Regions from separate parts of the Homo sapiens genome. Here region 1 is linked to region 2. The links are chromatin contacts, found by Hi-C in ENCODE. All regions are on one chromosome and are shown on one strand. The core of a region is the stretch at or near the end of the contact, and the rest is flanking DNA. Distances in the headings are between cores, read along the strand shown. Region 1 holds the start of MCTS1 (MCTS1 re-initiation and release factor). Region 2 holds the start of PGRMC1 (progesterone receptor membrane component 1).

Region 1 (2,700 bases), core at 147-2,646, 1.4 Mb after region 2:
CTTGGCTGATCAAAACCCTTGATTAGGCCAGGCACAGTAGCTCATGGCTGTAATCCCAACACTTCGGGAGGCTGAGTTCGGGGAATTGCTCGAGGCCAGGAGTTCAAGATCAGTCTGGGCAACTTAGTGAGACCCTGCCTGTCTCTACAAAAAATTAAAATTCGCCAGGTGTGGTAGTGCATGCCTGTAGTACCAACTACTCCGGAGGCTGAGGCGGGAGGGTCACTTGAGCCTGGGAAGTTGCAACTCCAATGAACCGTGATCATGCCACTGCACTCCAGCCTAGGTGACAGAGTGAGATGCTGTCTCTAAAACAAAAAACAAAGTGAAACTCTTGATTGGCATAATTTTGTTTCTCTATCAGCTTTATTTTTAAAAAAATTACATAAGTAAAACATGTCTCTTTAGCTATTATCTCTTAAATCAGATTACCTTCTGTAATAATTCTATGGGAATTATTCTACGGGAGCACAGTCATTCACGCTTGTAACCCCAGCACTTTGGGATGCCAAGGTGGGAGGACTGCTTGAGCCCAGGACTTTGCAACCAGCCTGAGCAACATAGACCCCGTCTCTACAATAATAATAATAATAATAAAAATAAAAAAATTAACCGGGCATGATGGTGTGTGCCTGTAGTCCATGCTACTTGGGAGGCTGAAGTGGGAAGATCCCTTGAGCCAAGGAGGTAGAGGCTGCAAGTGAGCCATGATAGCACCACCGCATTCAAGCCTGGGCAAGAGTGAGGCCCTGTCTCAATAAAAACCCGCAAAAAACTTTGGGAGCATCGTACGGTTGCCAGTGAATAAGGTTATAAGATAAAAAACAGGATGCTCAATTAAATTCAGCTAAACAAGCGCTGTATATTTTTAGTGTAAGTATATCCAAAATATTAATGAGGTATACTTACACTAAAACAAATATTCATTGTTTACCTGAAATGCAAATTTAAATAGGCATCCTGTATTTTCATTTGCTAAACCTGGCAATCCTACCAGCACTTTAACATGAAGCCATGAGGGTTGCCTGGATTCATGCTGGTAGGTAAGCACCAATCCATTCGGTTGCCTCAGACAGGACAGAAACCATTCCCTCTAAAAAAATCGTTTACTTTGACGATAGGTAGCAACGAAGCACGGAAGAATCTTGACCCTTTGAGGAACCCGTAACTGACGCAAGTGCCATAAATGCTACTTTGATTGATTCTCCGCCCCCTCCATTCTTCTCTTCCTGCAATTGCTCTATCACTTCTTCCCTCTCAAGTCCCGCCCTTTCAGCTACCTCCAACTGCTGAGGAACCGGTTGCCTAAAAGGAGCCGGCAAAAGCGCCTACGTGGAGTCCAGAGGAGCGGAAGTAGTCAGATTTGACTGAGAGCCGTAAAGCGCGGCTGGCTCTCGTTTTCCGGATAACGACTACAGCTCCGACTGTCAGTGCCGGCCTTCCTCGTGTGAGGGGATCTGCCGGACCCCTGCAAATTCAATTTCTTTCCCATTCCGGGCCCTTCCCTATCGTCGCCCCCTTCACCTTGGATCATGTTCAAGAAGTAAGGACATGCTGTGGCCTCCATCGGCTGCTCACAAAGGCGGTGGGGTGGGGGTGGGGAAGAGGGCGAGAGCTAAGATCCTCTTTCTCTCTCCCCCGCCCCTGCCATCCTGACTCCCTAAGGTTTTCTATAGTACTATGCTCTCACTCCCAACTTGAACACTTCTTTAAGCTTTCCATCCGTAGTCCTTAATTGGGTTTCAGTCCCTCCACTCCCATTGTTTTTTCTCCTTACCCCTCTTTCTCTTTTGCCCCCTCCCCCAATTCTGTCTCCATTCCTAGGGTTCTACCAATCACATCCGTGCACTGTGATTTAGAGGCATATTCTCTGTAGCTGAGAGGGGAGCCCTGCGCTCACTGCCATATGTTTATTAGTTATGAACTGAATAAAGGAAGGCTTGACTTCCTGGGTCATGGGAGTGAAGGAGTCTGGGTGACAGGAAGCAAGCGGCCTGTCATGCCTATTGCCTAGCTGCCAGATTAACCTTGCCTTGAAAATAACGATTGCCCCATAGGCTATTCAGTGTAAGGAAGACAAAAATTCCTTGGGAACCTACTAGTGGGTTTGCCTTCCAGATTTGGTAGACGCAAAAAGCAAAGGGGGAACATGGGCAAAGGAAGGTGGGTTTTGTGCATGAAATTTTGAGCAAAAACGAATAGGGATCTTAGAAATCATTATTATCATCACTTAAAAAAAATCTCAGCAGATTACATAGCCTAGCAGGGGCCGATTTTCTATGTTATGCTTGGGTTGGTCTTTTGTATCTCAAGAATTGAGGGTTTTGTTTTCTGATCTCAGGTTTTATTATTGGTGGGAGCCTGTGTTTCTTCCTGGGTAGAATTGAATAAGATTTTCCAGGAAAGGCATTTGTGTAGCTAATTACAGATTATGGTGCAAAGTATGTCTCATATTCCTCCCCCTAACCCCAGCTAATTGCTGTATACTTGACAGTTTATTTCAATATTGTATTAAGACATTGGTTTTGTGCTGGACAGAGTAAAAGGGAGATGGTATTTTTTTTTAAAAGAACAATTTATTTCATAATTAAGTATCTAAATACTTGGTTGGGAATAAATGACTAATTAGAACAGTACCTTTAGGTATTCTGATACCTCTACTTAGAAATGCCTTTTCTTTTCTTGCAAAAATTACTTGGC
Region 2 (2,700 bases), core at 156-2,655:
TGTTTCTCCATGATTAAATTGAAGAGTTTTGACAAAAGATTTGGAGGGGCTGTTTCAGCTAATCCCAAATTTAGCTCTGAGAAAAATGCCTGGGCCCGATACAAAGATTGTTTGGCTCATTGCACTTTATAATGATTTAAGAAGATGTGGGGGGCAGGGATGGAAGCAGTTTTTGCCAGAAATTTTTAGAATTCTGAGGTAGGAAGCCAATCTTTACTCAAGTCTCTTGCGTGTTGGGAGGAGGAGTAAGTTATGTGCAAGCCAACAGAACACTTGGTGGAAAAGTACTGCTCTGGGCTGCAGATGTGTGCACGGCTTGGTTTTAATTATTTGTTTCCCTCTCTATCCTTTCTTCTCCTCCCCTCCCCCCGCCACCAGAAAAAGGGCCAGATTAGGACGAGGCAACCCCTTCCTCCGTGGAGGTCTGCTTCTGTGCAGCCTGTTAGCACATCAAAGGCCGGATGAAATACCTAGGAAAGGAAGGGACCAGGCCTAGGATCCTTCCAAACTCCCGCCTTTGTCTGGGCTCCAGCTCAGGGTTATTGTGACTGCCAAGGGTAGCCTGACAGACTCCAAATAGAAGAACGCTGCCAAACAAAGAAACTTTCACATTATTCTGAGGGGGGAAAAAAGAGCAACAAGAGAACGTTGCTTGTTAATGCCTGGTGACTGAGCAAATCAGTAATTGCAAAAGGGTTTTTCGGAGAACAAACCCAAAGTTAACTGGGCGATCAGATTCGTTTCCCCAGATAATAGGGAGAGTTGTGCACTGACTTTAGCAATCCCGGGGGTGTCGGTCCCACAGCATCTGGGGGAGAATTGGGGAAGGGCCATCAAGGAGAGCGAATGGGGGTTCCCAAGGTGAAAATGAGTCGTGTAGGGCTCTAACATAGAAAATGGAGTTCGAAGAATGAGTTTCCTGTCTCCTAAGACAGCTTGGAGGGCCCGGGAACGGCAGGGGGAAGATGAGGGGCTTCAGAATGGGAGGCAGGGAAAAGCCTGCAGCAACAGAAAGGGAGTCGGTGTCTGGCGCGCATCAGGTGGCGGAGGGGCGCTCGCACAGAGCCCGGCAATGCCGAGGCCCTCCCAACGGGTCGGTCTGCGAGGAGCAAAAAAGGGGTTCAGAGGAGGGCAGCGCGTGCGTCGCGCTCAGCTATAGGATGGCGCGAGGATGGCGTGAGGCTGGGCTGGGGCCTCCCAGGTAGAACTGAGGGGGGCACCGCGCGGCCGCGGGGGAGCGGCGCCGGACTCTAGAGGCTTTGGAGGGGGCCTGAGGGCTGCGGGGCGGGACCGAGCAGGGCGGGGCGCTTAGGTGGCCTCGGGGGAGGCGGGGCTTGGAGGCTCCGCCCCTCAGGCCCCGCCTCCTCCCCGGCTAGTCTTTGGCCGCCGCCGAACCCCGCGCGCCACTCGCTCGCTCAGAGGGAGGAGAAAGTGGCGAGTTCCGGATCCCTGCCTAGCGCGGCCCAACCTTTACTCCAGAGATCATGGCTGCCGAGGATGTGGTGGCGACTGGCGCCGACCCAAGCGATCTGGAGAGCGGCGGGCTGCTGCATGAGATTTTCACGTCGCCGCTCAACCTGCTGCTGCTTGGCCTCTGCATCTTCCTGCTCTACAAGATCGTGCGCGGGGACCAGCCGGCGGCCAGCGGCGACAGCGACGACGACGAGCCGCCCCCTCTGCCCCGCCTCAAGCGGCGCGACTTCACCCCCGCCGAGCTGCGGCGCTTCGACGGCGTCCAGGACCCGCGCATACTCATGGCCATCAACGGCAAGGTGTTCGATGTGACCAAAGGCCGCAAATTCTACGGGCCCGGTACGCGGCCGGCGAGGGGGGCTTGGAGACAAAAGAAGGGGGCCCCGGCACGGGGCTGGGCGGGAGAGAGGCGAGGCGGGAGCGGGGCGCCCCTGAGTGGAGGGAGGAATGGCGGCGAGCTAGGGTAGGCGGGTAGGCGGGCAGGCGGAGAGCCGGGAGGCTCCCGGGGCGGGCAGGGAACAAGAGGCGCTCTAGAGGGGCTGCGGGCCAGTCAGGGACGCGGATCCCCGGCCCGCGCTGACAGCGCTGGGAGGGGGTTAGAGAAAGAAGGCTGAGGCGCTTAAGCCGGGGGTGGGTGGGACCACGAAGCTCGAAGGCGTTGAGGGGGGACACATCAAAGCCCAGGCTGTTGGGGTAGTTTTCGAAGGTCCTGGGCTTGGGGATTCCTGGAAGGAGGAGGGGGTAGTGTCGGGTTCTAGGAAGGAAATGAGGGTGTTCCGAGGGAGGCATGGGGGAGGGCGAGAGTGAGAAAAGGTCCAGACCTAGAGAAGACGGGAAGGCCAATGACACCGGGAGTAGGTTTGAAATATGAGGGTGTGGGAGAAAACGCCGAGACGGGATTAGCAGCAGGTAAAAGCTTTGTGCCCGGTGGATAGTGATGTGTGTGTGCACTCGTGGTGTGTGCATGCGCGGTGTGTGCGTGTTTAGTGTATGTGATTTATCAGGGGTGTGTGTGTGTGGTGTGTGCATGCGCGCTTGAAATGGGTCATGCGTCAGGTATGTGTGTGGCATGTGTTTGGTCTGTGTGCGCTTGTGCTGTGTGTGGCAGATGGGGAAAGGCTGGAAGGTGAACAAGGAGGAAGGGGGCTGTTTGAGGGAGGAATAAAGGCTGAATATGGTGGACAATGGTAACGTGGCAAGCTTTTAAGGTAATATGGTATTTAGTCT

Evidence for each region. A loop is a pair of places that touch in the nucleus more often than their neighbours do. Pooled maps may share reads with other maps.
Region 1: a map of CD8-positive, alpha-beta T cell shows a loop between it and region 2 (13-fold over the local background). The contact joins the promoter of MCTS1 here to the promoter of PGRMC1 in region 2. A Hi-C loop is called at or near these places in 2 of 168 maps with a recorded cell type or tissue (CD4-positive, alpha-beta memory T cell and CD8-positive, alpha-beta T cell) and 4 of 50 pooled maps.

The regions. Positions count from the first base shown.
Region 1 is chrX:120,602,705-120,605,404 of GRCh38, forward strand. It overlaps MCTS1 (MCTS1 re-initiation and release factor), which reads left to right and starts at 1,397. Exons shown (of 6, transcript NM_014060.3): 1 at 1,397-1,543. The coding sequence starts at 1,533.
Region 2 is chrX:119,234,880-119,237,579 of GRCh38, forward strand. It overlaps PGRMC1 (progesterone receptor membrane component 1), which reads left to right and starts at 1,406. Exons shown (of 3, transcript NM_006667.5): 1 at 1,406-1,812. The coding sequence starts at 1,485. It also overlaps the pseudogene NUDT19P6. RefSeq lists silencers at 1,129-1,178, 1,209-1,468, 1,869-2,018.